2 separate regions of the Homo sapiens genome follow, and region 2 is linked to region 1. The links are chromatin loops, found by intact Hi-C in ENCODE. Cell type or tissue: MCF 10A. All regions are shown on one strand.

The links. Hi-C counts contacts between places; a loop is a spot of excess contacts. Peaks named below come from ENCODE experiments on the same cell type or tissue, not always from the same donor. Only the 100,000 strongest peaks of a DNase experiment are listed, where the experiment ranks them.
Region 2: a loop joins it to region 1, with 17 times the contacts of the local background. A loop is called at or near these places in 5 of 110 quality-filtered maps.

What each region holds. Positions count from the first base shown.
Region 1 is chr12:6,419,844-6,427,843 of GRCh38, forward strand. No RefSeq gene overlaps it. Among named protein-coding and RNA genes, the nearest start is that of CD27, 21 kb to the right of the region's middle. RefSeq lists enhancers at 3,624-3,673, 6,985-7,094, 7,135-7,374. In MCF 10A, a CTCF peak has its summit at 3,875 (motif pointing right); a DNase peak (open chromatin) is centred at 3,888.
Region 2 is chr12:6,694,001-6,702,000 of GRCh38, forward strand. PIANP (PILR alpha associated neural protein) reads right to left here and starts at 6,815. Exons shown (of 5, transcript NM_001244014.2): 1 at 6,614-6,815; 2 at 4,045-4,104; 3 at 3,287-3,792; 4 at 2,443-2,524; 5 at 1-1,651. The coding sequence starts at 4,061. The coding sequence ends at 1,426. RefSeq lists enhancers at 2,782-2,891, 5,595-6,096. In MCF 10A, a CTCF peak has its summit at 4,004 (motif pointing left); a DNase peak (open chromatin) is centred at 4,011.

The DNA of each region.
Region 1 (8,000 bases):
GAACGCCATCTCTACCAAAAATACAAAAAATTAGCCAGGCGTGGTGGTGCACTTGGTCCCAGCTACTCAGAAGGCTGAAGTGGGAGGATCGCTTGAGCCCAAGAGGCAGAGGATGCAGTGAGCCAAGATCTTGCCACTGCTCTCCAGCCTTGGTGACAGAATGAGACCCCCATCTCAAAAAAAAAAAAAAAAAAGGAATTGTGGTTTCCCCTACATATCTCCTTACCTCATGAGATTATCCTCAATGTATTTTCATCTTTTATTTCTTTTCCTTTTTTTTTTTTTTTTTTTTGAGACAGTCTCACTCTGTTGCCCAGGCTGGAGTGCAGTGGCGCAATCTCGGCTCACTGCAACCTCCGTCTCCCGGGTTCAAGGGATTCTCCTGCCTCAGTCTCCTGAGTAGCTGGGATTACAGGCATGCACCACCACGCCCGGCTAATGTTTGTATTTTTAGTAGAGACGGGGTTTCACCGTGTTGGTCAGGCTGGTCTCCAACTCCTGACCTTGTGATCCGCCTGCCTCGGCCTCCCAAAGTGCTGGGATTACAGGCGTGGGCCACTGCGCCCGGCCCTCTTTTATTTCTTATACAAAGCCCAGTTCCTAACACATAGGAAGTGATTGATAAACTTGTTGAAAGAATGAGGGACAGTTTTCCTCTCTAGCTTTCATGTTGCTTGTCTGAGAATAAAGGAATCAGAACAAGATGCCTGAAGTTCCTGCCAACTCTAAAATACTCTTTTCCAGTATGCATTAAGTAAATATTAGTTAAGTAAATAAGCAATACCCACCAAAAGAAAATCCCTTTAAAGGTGTGTCTTGAAAGAACATGAATCAATTTGTTTGAGTTTTCTTCTAGAAGCAGTTTGGTATGAGTTTTTGGAAGCTCTTAAATGTTTTGCCTTGCCTCTGGAAACTTTCAGAGACCATCTGAGATCAGCCAAAAATAGAGTTTAAGAAGAATTGCTTTAGGAAATCCTTCCAAAGAGTGTCTTGTCTTTCATCTCATTCAGATTCCTCAAATTAGGCAATTTGGAGACAATCTCTGTCTTGAAATTATGTAAATTACCCATCTCTGTTATTTGTCTTTCTCGGATATTTTCAAAAAAGAAACGTCTGTTTCTTGACACAAGGCAACTCTTTACGCATCTTTGAGGCTAACGCTAACGTTACTTCTCTGATGAGAAGAAATTTTACCCTGTGTCCTTTCTTCCTCTCCAGAGAGGCTGTCCTTAAGTGGACATTGTCAACCTCCTCAGAGAGTAGCAATTCTGTTTGAGGGCTTCAAGCCCCTGAGAAACTAATAGGACCAGAGATCTAGAAGTGGAACTTTTACAAACCATATGGGCTCATGCATCCCCAAAGTTCACAAACTCCTTAAAATTCTATTCACAATATCGTATGCATGCGTGCACTATTTTTTTTGTTGTTGTTGTTTGTTTGTTTGTTTGTTTGAGATGGAGTCTTGCTCTGTCGCCCAGGCTGGAGTGCAGTGGTGTGATCTCTGCTCACCGCAACCTCTGCCTCCTGGGTTCAAGCGATTCTCCTGCCTCAGCCTCCCCAGTATCTGGGATTACAGGTGCTTGCCACCATGCCCGGCTTATTTTTGTACTTTTAGTAGAGATGGGTTTTTGCCATGTTGGCCAGGCTGGTCTCGAACTCATGGCCTCAAGTGATCCGCCTGCCTCAGCCTCCCAAAGTGCTGGGATTACAGGTGTGAGCCACCACACCCAGCCTGCATGTGCATTTTCCTTCCCTCCTTCCTTCCTTCCTTCCTTCTTTCTTTCTTTCTTTCTTTCTTTTTTTTGAGATGGAGTCTTACTCTGTCACCCAGGCTGGAGTGCGGTGGCGCGATCTTGACTCACTGCAACCTCTGCCTCCCAGGTTCAAGCGATTCTCCTGTCTCAGCCTCCCGAGTAGCTGGAATCACAGGCGCCTGCCACTACACCTGGCTAATTTTTTTTTTTTTTTTTTTTTTTTTTTTTTTTTTTGAGACGGAGTCTCGCTCTGTCGCTCAGGCTGGAGTGCAGTGGCGTGATCTTGGCTCACTGCAAACTCCGCCTCCCGGGTTCACACCATTCTCCTGCCTCAGCCTCCCGAGTAGCTGGGACTATAGGCGCCCGCCACCACGCCCAGCTAATTTTTAATAGAGACAAGATTTCACCATGTTGGCCAGACTGGTCTTGAACTCCTGACCTCAGGTAATCCACTCACCTTGGCCTCCCAAAGTGCTGGGAATACAGGCGTGAGCCACCGCACCCAGCCACAGGAGCTTTTATGTTCAGATCATAACCAGGCGTGGTGGCTCACTCATGTAACCCTAGAACTTTGGGAGGCTGAAGTGGGAAGATTGCTTGAGGCCAGGGGAGTTGGAACCAGCATGGGCAACATAGCAAGACTCTGTCCCTATTTTAATTTTTTAATTTTATTTATTTATTTATTTATTTATTTTGAGACAGATTCTTGCTCTGTTGCCCATGCTGGAGTGCAATGCCATGATCTCAGCTCACTGCAACCTCTGCCTCCCGGGTTTAAGCGATTCTCCTGCCTCAGCCTGCCAAGTAGCTGGGATTACAGGCACGTGCCAACGCATCCAGCTAATTTTTGTATTTTTAGTAGAGACAGGTTTCACCATGTTGACCAGGATGGTCTCGATCTCCTGACCTCGTGATCCGCATGCCTCGGCCTCCCAAAGTGCTGGGATTACAGGTGTGAGCCACCGCACCCGGCCCCTATTTTAATTTTAAAAAGAAAACAAGATCAGGTCATACTTTGGTGCATTCTTTTTTTCTTTCTTTCTTTTTTTTTTTATTTGAGATGGAGTCTCGCTCTATCACCCAAGCTGGAGTGCAGTGCTGCAATCTCGGCTCACTGCAACCTCTGCCTTCCGGGTTCAAGCGATTCTCCTGCCTCAGCCTCCCGAGTAGCTGGGACTATAGGCACTTGCCACCATGCCCAGCTAATTTTTGTATTTTTAGTAAAGATGGGGTTTCACCATGTTGGCTAGGATGGTCTCAATCTCTTGACCTCGTGATCCGCCAGCCTCAGCCTCCCAAAGTATTGGGATTACAGGCGTGAGCCACCACGCCCAGCCTTTGGTATATTCTTTTAGGTTATGTTAAAGATAGATTCTTCAAGTCACAGATAGGAGTACTTGGGATCACCCCTCTGCCCCCACCAGTGGCCCTCCCTTAGGGGGTTCCTCAAATTCTTTGAACTTGCTGAAACCCAGCCTGCTGTGCTGACACAAGAGAAGCCCTGGGAGGATACCCGACGCCTGGCACCTCTGCCCTTATGTCCCTTTTTTTTCTGTTAGAATCCCATTTTGTTTTCTTTTTATAGATGTAGGGAGTACAGTGCAGTTTTGTTACATGGATATATTGAGTAGTGGTGGAGTCTGGGCTTTTAGTATAACCACGATCCGAATAGTGTACATTGTACCCATTGGGAAATTTCTCATCCCTCACCCACCTCCCACCCTCCCACCTTTCCAAATCTCCAATGTCTACTATTGCACTCTCTGTGTCCATGTGCACACATTATTTAGCTCCCACTTATAAATGAGAACATGCAGTATTTGACTCTGTCTCTGAATTATTTCACTTAAGGTAATGGCCTCTAAGGGTTCCATCCACATTGCTGCAAAAGATGTAATTTCATTCTTTTTAATGGCTGAGTAGTATTCCATGGTATAAATATGCCACATTTTCTTTATACAATCATCCATTGGTGGGCCCCTAGGTTGATTCCATATCCCTGCTCTTGTAAACAGTGCTGCGATAAACGTATCTTCAAAATAACAGCCTTGAAGCCCTAATTGGGCTCCTGAGAGGGCCACGTGAGACAGTGTGAAGAGCGAAATCACTATTCTGCCACAAGAGGGCACCCAAAGCCCAGACAGATGGGACGACGCGCTTCCTGCCTCCATTGGAATCAAGCGCATGACTGGATAGCAGAGGCTCCTTGGGCAGGGAGCCACAGCTTGAAGGTCCCAGTTATGCAACTGGCCCCAAGGCCCTTCTACCCCTTCCCCAGGGGACTTCACCAGCTCCTTTTAGGACAGAGTTTGTGTATGGTTCTTGCTGGCTTCAGTCCCTCCCGTAGAGGTGACCCTGAGTAGCTGGGATTACAGGTGCCAGCATATGCACCTGTAATCCCTCCTCCCTGGGGAAAATCTCTGCCCTGGATGGGTAAGATCCTGACCCTGCGTGAACGTGGCATGCGCTTCTGTTCTCCACTCCCTGGAGTTCCTCCTGAGGCCGTGCAGGATCCTGTCCAGTGCTCACAGGCATGAGCATGACTTCAGGGTTGTGAGCAGAGCCCTGCAGAGGTATGCATATGGCTATGGAGTGGTGACCTACTCGGACAGAAAGAATAAGGAAAGGATCCAGTAGCCAGGCCAAAAGGAAGAGGCACCAAGAAGGGCTGCAGCTTGAGGGTGGAGATTCCAGACTTCCAGATACTCTAGTGGGGGTACGATTTGGACCCAGGAGGCAGGTTGCAAATCTAAACCCATCAGAAGCATATGGACTCTTCTTTTGATTAGTTGTCAATGCGAAAAAATTTTTTTAATTTTTAAAAAGGGTATAGACTTAGACAAACTCAGAACTATTAAATTTATAATGTAGTTTGAAACATTTAAGGGAACATTGTACTAAACTGAGAACTATATAGATGTACGCAGGCCCAAGTCTGGCTTCCTAGCCTCAAATCTGGCAAATAAATAAGGTTAGCCTTCCTGAGACGGTAATCACAGATCACGGTCATACACTGCCCACTTGAGTAAAACCGTTCCCCTTGGGGACGAGTGTTCTTTTAACCCCAAGAAGGTTTGGAATCAATCTTTATGATGGCTTTTACCCTCTCAACTTAGCTAAGACGAAACCATATTTCTTGGAAATTAATCCCTGTATGGTTCTGGGTGAGGGTTGGCCACAAGAGAAATGTAAGATTTGAGAGGTAGGAAAACAGAATAGGAGCGGCCGTCGTGCTCTGAGGCCAGCATGGGGTGACAGTCATCTGCTGGCTCACCTTGTCTGCACGGATGGCAGCCAGACTGGCAGCTCTTCCAGCTCCCGTCAGATCGCCTCCTTCAGCTTCTCTAATTCTTGGCCACACAAGTGCAACTCCGTGGCAAGGAGTGCTAGGTCCTTCTGCAGACACCCATACCATCGGGGTGGGTGGTGGTGAGGCACAGACGCAGGCTCCGGATGGCCTTTGCCCTGCCCCCACTTCACATCCAGTGCTTCTCCCAACTGACCCATAGTGACCTCAGGTCCACCACAGATACGGAGGCCTCCAAAGACTCCTTCCCCAGCTGCCATGATTGATTAAGGTCTAATCTCTAAAATAAGTTCCTTATTCCATAACACTCATAGTGGTTTTGACTCTCTGGTCAAACCTTAACTGATAAAAATCAAAAGTGATGAAGCAAATCAAACTCATGCTAAGTTTCAAACAGGTTTTAACCACTGCATGCATTTGGTACTTAAAGTTTTTGTAATGCTTAAAAGAATCTGACATATATTAATACTTAAATAGGAAATGCATGAAACTACAGAAAAAAAAATTAAAAAAATTTTAAACAATTTGACATAGAAGTATTATAGATTAGCCTCATTATTATATTAATATTTAAAATGTATAATTGCCGGGCATGGTGGCTCATGCCTGTAATCCTAGCACTTTGGAAGACTGAGGCGGGCAGATCGCTTTGAGCCCAGGAGTTCAAGACCAGCCTGGACAACCTGGTGAAACCCTGTCCCTAGTAAAAATGCAAAAACTAGCTGGGCTTCATGGCGTGCGCCTGTAGTTCCAGCTACTCGGGAGGCTGAGGTGGGAGGACTGCTTGAGGCGAGGAGTTCGAGGCTACAGTGAGCCGTGATCACACCACTACACTCTAGCCTGGGCAACAGAGCCAGACCCTGTCTCACAAAACAAAAGAAACAAACAAACCACACAAACTTGCAACATCCTGCTTCTTGCAGCTCTCCCCATCCGGCCCACCCCATTCCTTTGGCGTGAAAATATGATGGGGTCTCCTCAGCCCTAGAAGCACCCACACCGTTCAACCTAAAGCTCCCACTGACTAGCTGAGCTCTCATAAAGGTGAGATTTGTCGCATACGCCTCCCATACACCTCTTCCTAGTAGATTTCTTCACTCTTTCCCTTCCATTCTGAGCACGGCCCCACTTAAGGAACTCTCAGCTCTCATGTTGCCCTATCCCAGTCAAGAAGGAAGTTGCTGGTGATCAAGTCATACTCCAGTGAACACTGACTGGCACCTCTTCTGCATCAAGTCCTAGCAGGGCATTCACCCGAGTTACCAAACATGGCTGCTCACACCCGCCCTCCGAGGCCAGCATCTGCATCCCCATGTGACAGTGGAAACAAACCCACGGAGCCTGAGCAACTGGGCAGCCAGCAAGTGACTGAGCAGAGAGACGGCCTTGGACGCAGGCCAAGCAGCACAGATTTACTCGAATCATCCTCCGCTCCTTCAGATTTTCACCAGCTGATTGATCCTTGGACTTCCCCCCCAGGCTTCTCTGACATCACCAGCCACCAGGACCCTGCCTATGCCTGTGGCCTGCAACATTCCTCTATGCACATCAAAGTAGGGAGCATCAGGCCGGGTGCGGTGGCTCACACCTGTAATCCTAGCACAATGAAAGACCGAGGTGGGCAGATAACTTGAGACCAGGAGTTCAAGACCAGCCTGGCCAACACGGCGAAACCCCATCTCTACTAAAAATACAAAACAATTAAGCAGGGATGATGGTGTGTGCCTGGGGTCCCAGCTACTTGGGAGGCTGAGGCATGAGAATTGTTTGAACCCGAACCCAAGGCTGAGGCAGAAGTTGCAGTGAGCCAAGATCGCGCCACTGCACTCCAGCCTGGGTGAGAGAACTCCAGCCTGGGTGACAGAGGGAGGCTCCATCTCCCAAAAAACAAAACAAAACAAACAAACAAAAAAAACAAGTAGACAGCATCAATTCTGGCCAACTTATGGGTAAAAGAGAAGGCTGCCACAGCCCTTGCCCTTTGGGAGTGCCTGTCCCTTCAGTAGCTGCCCCAAAAATCCTGCAGAAGAGAAGGGTCAGAGGAAGCACCTGTAATAAAGGGTGAGGCCCCACCAACCCACTCTCTTCCTCTCCTCTCCTAGCCGAGGGAGCCATCAGAGGCAAAGGGAGTGTGGGAAAGATTAGTCAGACATGTTTCCCTTTGTGTCACAGAGTCAAACTCTCCATCCGTGACTTCAGAAAAGTCACAAGAGAGCCCCAGCAACGGCCCACAGGGTGTCATAGCAACACGCCTACACCTCAAGGTGCCACCTTCCAACTCTGGAGAAAACAACTGCCTTCTTCAAATGTCAACTGCTACATGGGCAAAGAGCAACTTGAAAATGAAATTCGGGGCTGGGCGCAGTGGCTCACACCTGTAATCATTTTGAGAGTCCAAGGCGGGTGGATCACTTGAGCCCAGGAGTTCCAGACCAGCCTGGGCAACATGGCAAAACCACATGTCTTCAAAAAAATACAAAAAGTAGACAGGCATGATGGCATGCACCTGTAGTCCCAGCTACTCGGGAGGCTGAAGTGGGAGGATCACTTGAACCCGGGAAGTGCAGGCTGCAGTGAGCCGAGGTTGCACCACTGCACTCCCCACTCAGTCTGGGTGACAGAGCGAGACACTGTCTAAAAAAAAAAAAAGAAGAAGAAAAAAAGAAAGAAAGAAAATGAAATTGAAATTAGGGGCCGGGCACAGTGGCTCATGCTTGTAATCCTAGCACTTTGGGAGGCCGAGGCAGGCGGGATCACCTGAGGTCAGGAGTTTGAGACCAGCCTAACCATGATGGTAAAACCCAGTCTCTACTAAAAACACAAAATTAGCTGGGCATGTGTGGCGCATGCCTGTAATCCCAGCTATTCAGGAGGCTGAGGCAGGAGAATCACTTGAACCCAGGAGGTGGAGATTGCAATGAGCCGAGACTGCGCCATTG
Region 2 (8,000 bases), 270 kb after region 1:
GTGGAAGGAAGGAGGGAGGAAAGGAGGGGACAGGAGGGAGTCCGGGAAGGGAAGGGTAGACTTGGAGGCAGAGCTCCCGATGGCCTTGAACCAGCTGACTCCGGTCCCTGGCAGCCTAGGTGGAGTTAGGGAGGCCCAAAGGGAGGCTGGGAAGGGAGGACTGGCTCAGGGGGCTCTGAAGTCCAGAGAATGGCACACACACAGACAGCCAGGACAGACAAGACAAAAGGGACTGTAGGAGAAAGGGAAGGGCAAATGGGAGTCCCTTTCTCATGTAGTGCAGCAGGCGACTCCCCAAAACCCATCTGTCAGAAAACAGATTTTAGCAGTGGGCTGGGGGTGAAGTCTGGGGCCTCACTACCCCATTCCCAAGGGGGAGCCCTCAGGGTGATGCCGGCATCCTTGGAGTAGGATGGGGAGACAGAGAAACAAATGGTGTGGAATGGGACGAGACCATGACCGATGAGGGCCCAAGGAGCCCCCAGCTCACCTCCCACCCACCTCTGGAGCAGCACGCAGGGGCTGCGGAAACGAGGTGGGTGGGTGTTCATGAGGGAGAGAGTGAGCACGCCGCACACCACCACAACATCAGGCCGGGAAACGCACATGAGAGGTAAAGTGTGCAGGAAACGCTGACCACTGAGTGAGCTGAGCACAGAATGTGGGAAGGAGAGAGTGCAAATGTGAGACGAGAGAACATGAGAGTCAGCTGAGCGGAGCGGTATGGACGGGGAGAGGGTGCAGGAGCGTGTGCAAATGGCCTGTGAAGGTGGAGGTGAGTGTGCAAGGCTTTCATGTGAGTGCACAAGGGTGGGGACAGGGACCCGAAGTCACAGATATGTGAGGCCCCCACCTGCAGGAGGGCGAGCAGATAGGATTGCCCGTGGGGCTGGGGAGTGTTCCGGGTGGTGTGCAAGGGGCAGGAGCCAGGAGCCCCTGTGGCCCCAGCTCCCCACAGCTGCCCCACCCTCAGTGGGATGGGGGCTGTGCCGGCCCCTTGGCCTCCTGCTTGGCTGCACCCCAACATTGGGGGCATCACAGATTCACCAGGGGAATCCTGAGAGGAAGAGGGAAAGGGCACAGTCAGGAACCAAGGGGTAGGCCAGAATAGAAGGGGAAGTTCAAGACAAAGAGGGGGAATCAAGGTTAAGAGGGCAGAGTTGTCTTAGACAAGGTGGCATGAGAAAAAACCAAAGAGGGCAGAGTTGGAGTTATGGGCAGCAGAGAATAGGACACAGATCCTGAGAGACTGGGAGAAGGAAGGGTGCCTCCCAGAGAGGAGCTGGTCCAGCCCCCTTGGGAGGGCCAGGGGCTGTGGGAGGCCACGCCTGCCTCCTCACTACCCATCCAGAGGGCACCCCCACCCCAGCTCTGAAGACCTAAGTTGCCTTCCCTCTTTGCCCTCCCATCCCATTGCCCCTGCCCTCACCGGTTCAACTGGAAGGCTGGAGCCCCCTTGGGGTGGGGCATCCCAGGCCGGGGTCCCCCTCGGGGCTCCTCATGGTCAGGGGTGGGGGTAGGTGAGTCCCCGAAGGCCCCCAGCACAGTGACTCCAGCCGGGGACAGGTCTGTCAGTGGCTGCTGGCTCTCCTCCTGCCTCAGGGCACCTTGCTGCCCTGAGGGTCTGCGTCGCTTCTGGCTGCGGTCCCAGCTGGGGTACCAGAGGAAAAGAGGTTCTCTTGCACACTCAAGTAGCCCCCATCCTGGGCCTGCACCAGTGGTCACCCCCAGCCTCGCCCAGTCACTCCCAACATCTTATAGCAGAGAAACTGGCCTTTAACAGTTCTCTCTACTAAATCCCCTGGGACTCTGTGCCCATAAAGCCACTTCCCCTGCCCTCTAGGGGAGCTTGGTAATCTAAACCTCCTTACCCTCCAAACCTGATCCAGATCGACAAAATTAATATCCCCTCCCCACCACCACAATGTCCTCTCCCCTACATGCCCAGAAGAGTCATTTCTGTCTTCAGCAGACAACTGGCAGGTTTAGTTCTAGTTCAAAGCAAGCTGATGACTTGGACACCTGAGTCTAATGATTCTCTCAGTAAAGTGTGAAGGACTGAGTGATCCATTATTAAATGTGTGCAAAGAAAGCTCCAGGTTTTCTTGCTCCCCCCAGGCAACCCTAAGAAGGGCTCTGCAGACTGGGTCAGCTTTCTCTGTCTTGGAGGAAGTAGGGGCAGGGGAGGCTCACCAGGAATGCACAGGAATAATTCCCCTGCCCTCCCTTATCCTTGTATTTCCCTGGGAGACAGAATCTGCCCTGATTTCTCACCGTCTTCCCCCAGCCAAATCCTTAATTATCTTTTCCCAAGGTCTTGCCTTCATCCAGCATTTCCCACCCACCCCCCAGCAAAATTGCTGCCACTGCCCCTCGTGGTTAGAGCCTCGACTGCCAAACATTCCGTCCCCATCCACCAGCACCTTCCTCCTCCCAGCTTACCAGAACTTGAAGATGATGCCAGTGGCCACGAGAACAATGATGATGGAGATGGTAATTGTGACATAGAGCTGGGGGTCCACACCTGATTGGGGTGGGAAGAAAGTTTTAGGGAGCCCCGAGGTGGTAGGAGCCAAGAGGGGCTGGGGGCTGGGCTGTGGGCTCTGTCGGCTGGAGTGGCATTGCTGTGTGGATCCACACTGCCGGCTCTGTCTGCCCCTCTGGAGCCTCACTCTTTATTATCACCAGCATTCCCCTGAGTTTTCAGCTCTTTTCCTCCACTTTCCCAAATGTATTTCACCAAATCTTATGTGTATATGTGATGAGGATGAGGCCCCATGATCAGCGAGAACCTATCACTATGCCTGGAAACTAAGGGGTGGAGATGTCCTAGTCTCTGCCATGGCCCAACTCCCAAACCACAGGCCCTGTTCCTCCATCAGCACTCCCTGAGCCAAGACATCTCCCGGGTAGTGCCCTTCATTCATGGCATTCTCTGCCCAGAATACTCCCACTCTCTTTTCAAGGGCCAGCTCAAATGTCAGTTCTCTGAAGGTGTCCTGATCCCCAAGCAGGAGGAGACTCTCACTTCTCTTTTTTTGTAAATCATGCTGCACATGCCTCTATTAAAGCATTTATTACGATGACTCCTCTCCAAGTCCTTTCATGTCTGTCTGCTCCAGTGGACCTGAACTCCGAGAGGGTGTCTTTATCTCTGCATCCTGTGCCAGTATAGTGCCTGACACATTTGTTGAAGGAGCTAACAGACAAGGCCTCTATTTCTGCCCCTTGGTGTCTTCACCCAGCCTCCCCATCCGTCATATCCCTCCCAGCCTTTCCCACTCACCTTCCCCACGGCCCCCGAACAGGAATGGCCGCAGGGTGGCAGGTGCCTCTCCAAGGATAAGCCCATCTCCATCACCTCGCATGGAGTCTGAGTTGGGGTGTGGGGTTGCGAGCCCATGAGGGGCTGCAAAACCATAGTCCAGAAATCCGGGATTGGCAGAGTTGGGGTCCCCTCCATCCTCTCGAGACACGGTGGGACCCCACACGATAGCCCAGGGGTATTGGGATGAGGGCGGCCCCTCCTCAAAGCCTGATGGGGTGGCTGGGGGTGCAGTGCCAGGCAGGACTTGCCGACGTGATCTTGGGACCCGAGGAGATCGGCTTGGTGGAGGTGCTCGCTCCCACACGCACACATGACGTGGGGCCGAGGGGCCTCCCCTGGCACACGGGGGGCGGGCTGGGGCTGGTGGGGTTCGAGGGGAGGATGAAGAGCCCTGAGCAGGCGGTGGGAGGGGCAGCAACAGCAGTGGCCAGAGAGGGAGGAGGTGGGACAGCAGCAGCGCAGGCCTGCAAGAAGGGAGAGAGCGTGGCTGAGACACAGGCCTACTGTGGGCCTATGTGAGGGAGGGACAGGTTCACACCAGAAACCTCCAGGTTTCCCTGTGAAAGCAGGTGGGCCTTGGGAAGACTCGCCTCATTTCCCATCTTCCAAAGGAGGATGGCCCTCAGGATGGGAAGGCTCTGGATGGGTCTAGGAAGGAAGGAGTCATGGCCCCAGGGAATGTGGTCTCCAGGCTCCCTCTGCTGGGCCAAACTTACCACATCCTGGACTCCATGTCTGAGGTCTTCCTCAGCTGTGACCCAGATTTTCAGCCTTTACTGGGAGAAAAAGGGGGCCGTCACACCCCAGCCCTGCCCTGTGTACTTCCCCAGCTAATTCATCCACCAATTCTACCCGCATCTGCCCTCCCAGGCCACCCAGCTGCCAGCTATGCGGCTGCACCCAGGATTCACTGGTTGTTAGCATCCTTTTGGGGGAAAAACTCCAGCGTGGTTGCCTGACCAGACTCCAGCCCCATCTACAACTTCTCAGGTCCCTGTTACCTCTCCACCCCAGGGTCTACTCTGGCTTCTCTGATTTCCCTTCTTCTCACTTCCTCTGCCCACAGCTCCAGGCTTTTCTTGGATCTTAATTTAGAGCCAAGAACCTTGTGATTCCTTGAGCACCTACCGCTAGGGAGGGAGTCTGAGGGTAGGGGGAGGGATGGGGAAGTCAATCTGAGCAAGCCAGTGAGTGTGTGTACGTGCAGGGGGGCCCTTCCAGCCCTCCCAGCCCTCCCACCCCTCTGGCAGTGCCAGGCATTTGTCTTATGATTAGCCCCAGGAGTCTGCATCTTCAGGAGAAAGGAATGAAGAGCTGGAGGGATGGAAGGAAAGAGACAGAAAGAGAGAGGTGAGTGGGAGAAAAACTACAGAATATAATTTTTGCTCTTAATGTTTAATCATCCAAGTGCATAGGTGCCCTCTGAAGGGAGGTGGAGTCAGGAAGAAACCACCCCCTCAAATGTGGCTCTCCTGGGTAAAGAATCCTGGGAAAATCGGGATGGTTGGTTTTGAAAGAGAAAGGGTGTGTTCTCAGAGCTGAGGGTGGTGGATCCAGGAGGGGCAGGCTCCCCAGAGGGAGTGAAGATAGGATACCCGTTTCCTGTGGATTCTGGGTCTAAATCTGCCCAATGGGCCAGACGCAGTGGCTCACGCCTGTAATCCTAGCACTTTGGGAAGCCAAGGCGGGTGGATCACCTGAGATCAGGAGTTCGAGACTAGCTTGGCCAACATAGTGAAACCCCGTGTCTACTAAAAATACAAAAATTAGCCGGGGGTAGTGGTGGGCGCCTGCAATCCCAGCTATTCAGAGGGCTGAGGCAGAAGAATCCCTTGAACCTGGGAGGCGGAGGTTGCAGTGAGCTGAGATCACACCATTGCACTCCAGTCTGGGCAACAAGAGCGAGACTCCGACTCAAAAAATAAAATAAATAAATCTGCCCATTGAATCTTCCCAGAGAACAACAAGGGAACAAGATGGGAAAGTCACGGGAAGGGCGTGGGGAAGCAGGCAGTGGGAGAGATGGGAAGGGGTGAAGGGCTGGGAGATGGAAGGCTGGTTAAGAGTGAGAGAGGAGAAATGTGAAGAGGAAGCTGGCCTGGAGTGCAGGGTGAGAGAGAGCAGGCAGTCCTGAAAAAGAGAGAACTGGGAAGAGAGGAGGAGAGTGGGTACAGAAGACTCGAACTGTGGAGGATGCCGAAGGGAGGAAAGGATGAGAGAAAAGGTCAGGGAGGGGAAACGGAGAGGATGAAGGGGTCACAGGTGCAGGGGAAGAAGGGGCAGGAGGAGAAGGAGAGAGCGGTCCAGGCAGGACAGCCAGAGGAGTGGAGAGTAAGGGGATGGGAGAAAAGGGGGGAAAGCCCAGGATGGGGAGAAAGGAAGTGGGGAAGGAGAGAACATAAATGCTTAAGGAAAAATGACACGAGGAACGGGCTGGGAAGCAGAGGCGGGAGCAGCAAAGATGGAGGAGTTCGGAATTGCTCCCCCAAATGTAAAGGGATGTGGAGATACCGAAAGACATAGGGATGGGGGCATGGTGGGAAGAAGGGAGAGAGAGGGGAAAGGAAGAAAGCTAGAGGGAGGGAGCGAGGCGTGTAGAGCGAACCAGTGAAGCGGAGAAGGGCTCCCAGGGCGCATCTGTGGCCAGCTGACTCTAGGACTATCGCCCCTCCGCCTGTGCATCCCCACCCCCAGCCAGCGCCAACCCAGTCCCTGGGCCCCGCACAGCTTCAGCCGCCCCCTCCAGGAAGCCCGCAGTCCCCGGGCTGGCGCGCCACCCCCACCCCTCTCCCAGCTTCTCACCGACCTGTTGTGCGCAGGAGACGAGCTGGGGGTGGGGCAGGAGCCTCGGGGTGCGGGAGCCGGGCCCCAGCCCCAGCGTGGCCCCCATCCCACCCATCCCGCAGGCCCGCACTCCCCGCACAGGGCTGGAGAGCGGCGAGAGTGGGGGGAGACGAGGAAAAGGAGGTCGGCGAAGGGACCCCGAGGCAGGGAGTGCCGAGAGCGGACTGGGGACCCGAAGCAGGAGACTGCGCGGAGCCGCCCGCCGAGCCGAGGCGGGATGGAGGCAGCCGCGGGGACGGGGACGGCTGCGCCAGGGAGGGCGGGAGCGAGCCAGGACCGCGGAGGGATGGAGAGCCCTTCGGGGAAGGGGCGCTGGGAGGCTGGAGGCCTTGTCCCGGGCGAGGGACCGCGTCGGGAGGGGCAGGAGGCGCAGGGCGCGGAGCCGGGAAGGGCAGGGCCGGGCTCCCCGCGGGTGGGGGCGTGGGGGTCCCTCTCACTCACCTGCATGCTTGGCGCGGCGGCGCGACGACTGCGGGCGCTCGGGACTGAGCGGGGCTGGGGGGTCGCAGGAGCGGGCGGGGTGCGGGGCATGGTGGGGAGGTTTGGCCCGCGGCAGGGCGCTGGAGCGGGTGGGGGGCGGGCGCCTGGGGCGCGGGGCGGCGGCGGTGGGAGATGCTCGCCTCGGCTCGGCTCGGCTCGGCTCGGCTGGGCTCGGCGCGGCGGCTGGGACCGCTCCGTCTCCGTCTCCGCCTCCCCCCCGCGCCGGAGGCCACGCACGGTTTAACCCTCCTGCTGCCGCGCTGCAGGAGTCAAGCCAGGCTATGTCCCAGGTGGAGGGCTGAAGAGGCTGGCAGGGTCCAGCGACCGTCCGCTTCCCTGGGTTCTGATGGCAGTCTCCCCACCTCCTTCACCCCAACTCCAGGGACACCCATGGTCGCCTCAGTCAGTTTCTGAGATTCTGAGTCACTCAATGCTCTGCATTCCCAACTTTGTTCTTTTGTATTGTGTTTTGTAGAGATGAGGTCTCGCTGTGTTGCCCAGCCCGGTCTCGAACGCCTGGGCTCAAGCGATCCTTCCCGCTCAGCTTCCCGGAGTGCTGGGATTACAGGCGTGAGTCACCACTGCCTGTCCCCCAACTTGGTTTTGCCCGCTGTAGAAAGTGCCTGAGGTCAAGGCTGGGGGCAAGGGGTGGAGGAAAGGACTGGGGAGGAAGGACCTTGCACCATCTTTGGATTATCCCCACAGCTTGATCCCCTATTTCACTCTGGCCCTGCTACCATGCATTAAGTGGATCACGTCGAAATTCCTGGGCTTTTCCAGCACTGGAATACCTAGACTCCGTGCTGTGACTTACAAGACCCTATATAACCTGGCTCTTAGGTGGCTCTCTGATTGCCTTTCCTAAAGATTTCTATGCTTCAGCCACATGGGACCTGGTGGATTTCCTGGTTGGAGACAGGTTTAACCTGCCTCAGGGCCTTTGCACTTGCTGTTCCCTCAGTAATACATTTCCCTGGCTTTTCACAATGACTTACTGTTTTCATTCCAGTCTCACTTAGATCCAACGCCTTCTGGGAGGCCTTCCCTAATGTCTCTATCAAAAGTAGCCTCTCCTGCCCCTTCTCCCACCACCTGGATCCCATCCCTCTCTACCACACTACGCTGTTTTTCCTCAGGGCACTTCCAGGACACCACACTCTCCTCATTTCCCTCCAACCTCACTGACTGTTCTTAGTCTTCCTCGGGTGACCTCTAAATGTTGGAGCCTCCTAGGGCTTAGTCCTTGGCCATTCTCTCTTTCCACATTCTCTGTCCAGTGATCTCATCCGGTCCCAGGGCTTAAATACTATGTAAATGTCAGTGAGTCCTAAATTTATATCCAGAGCGC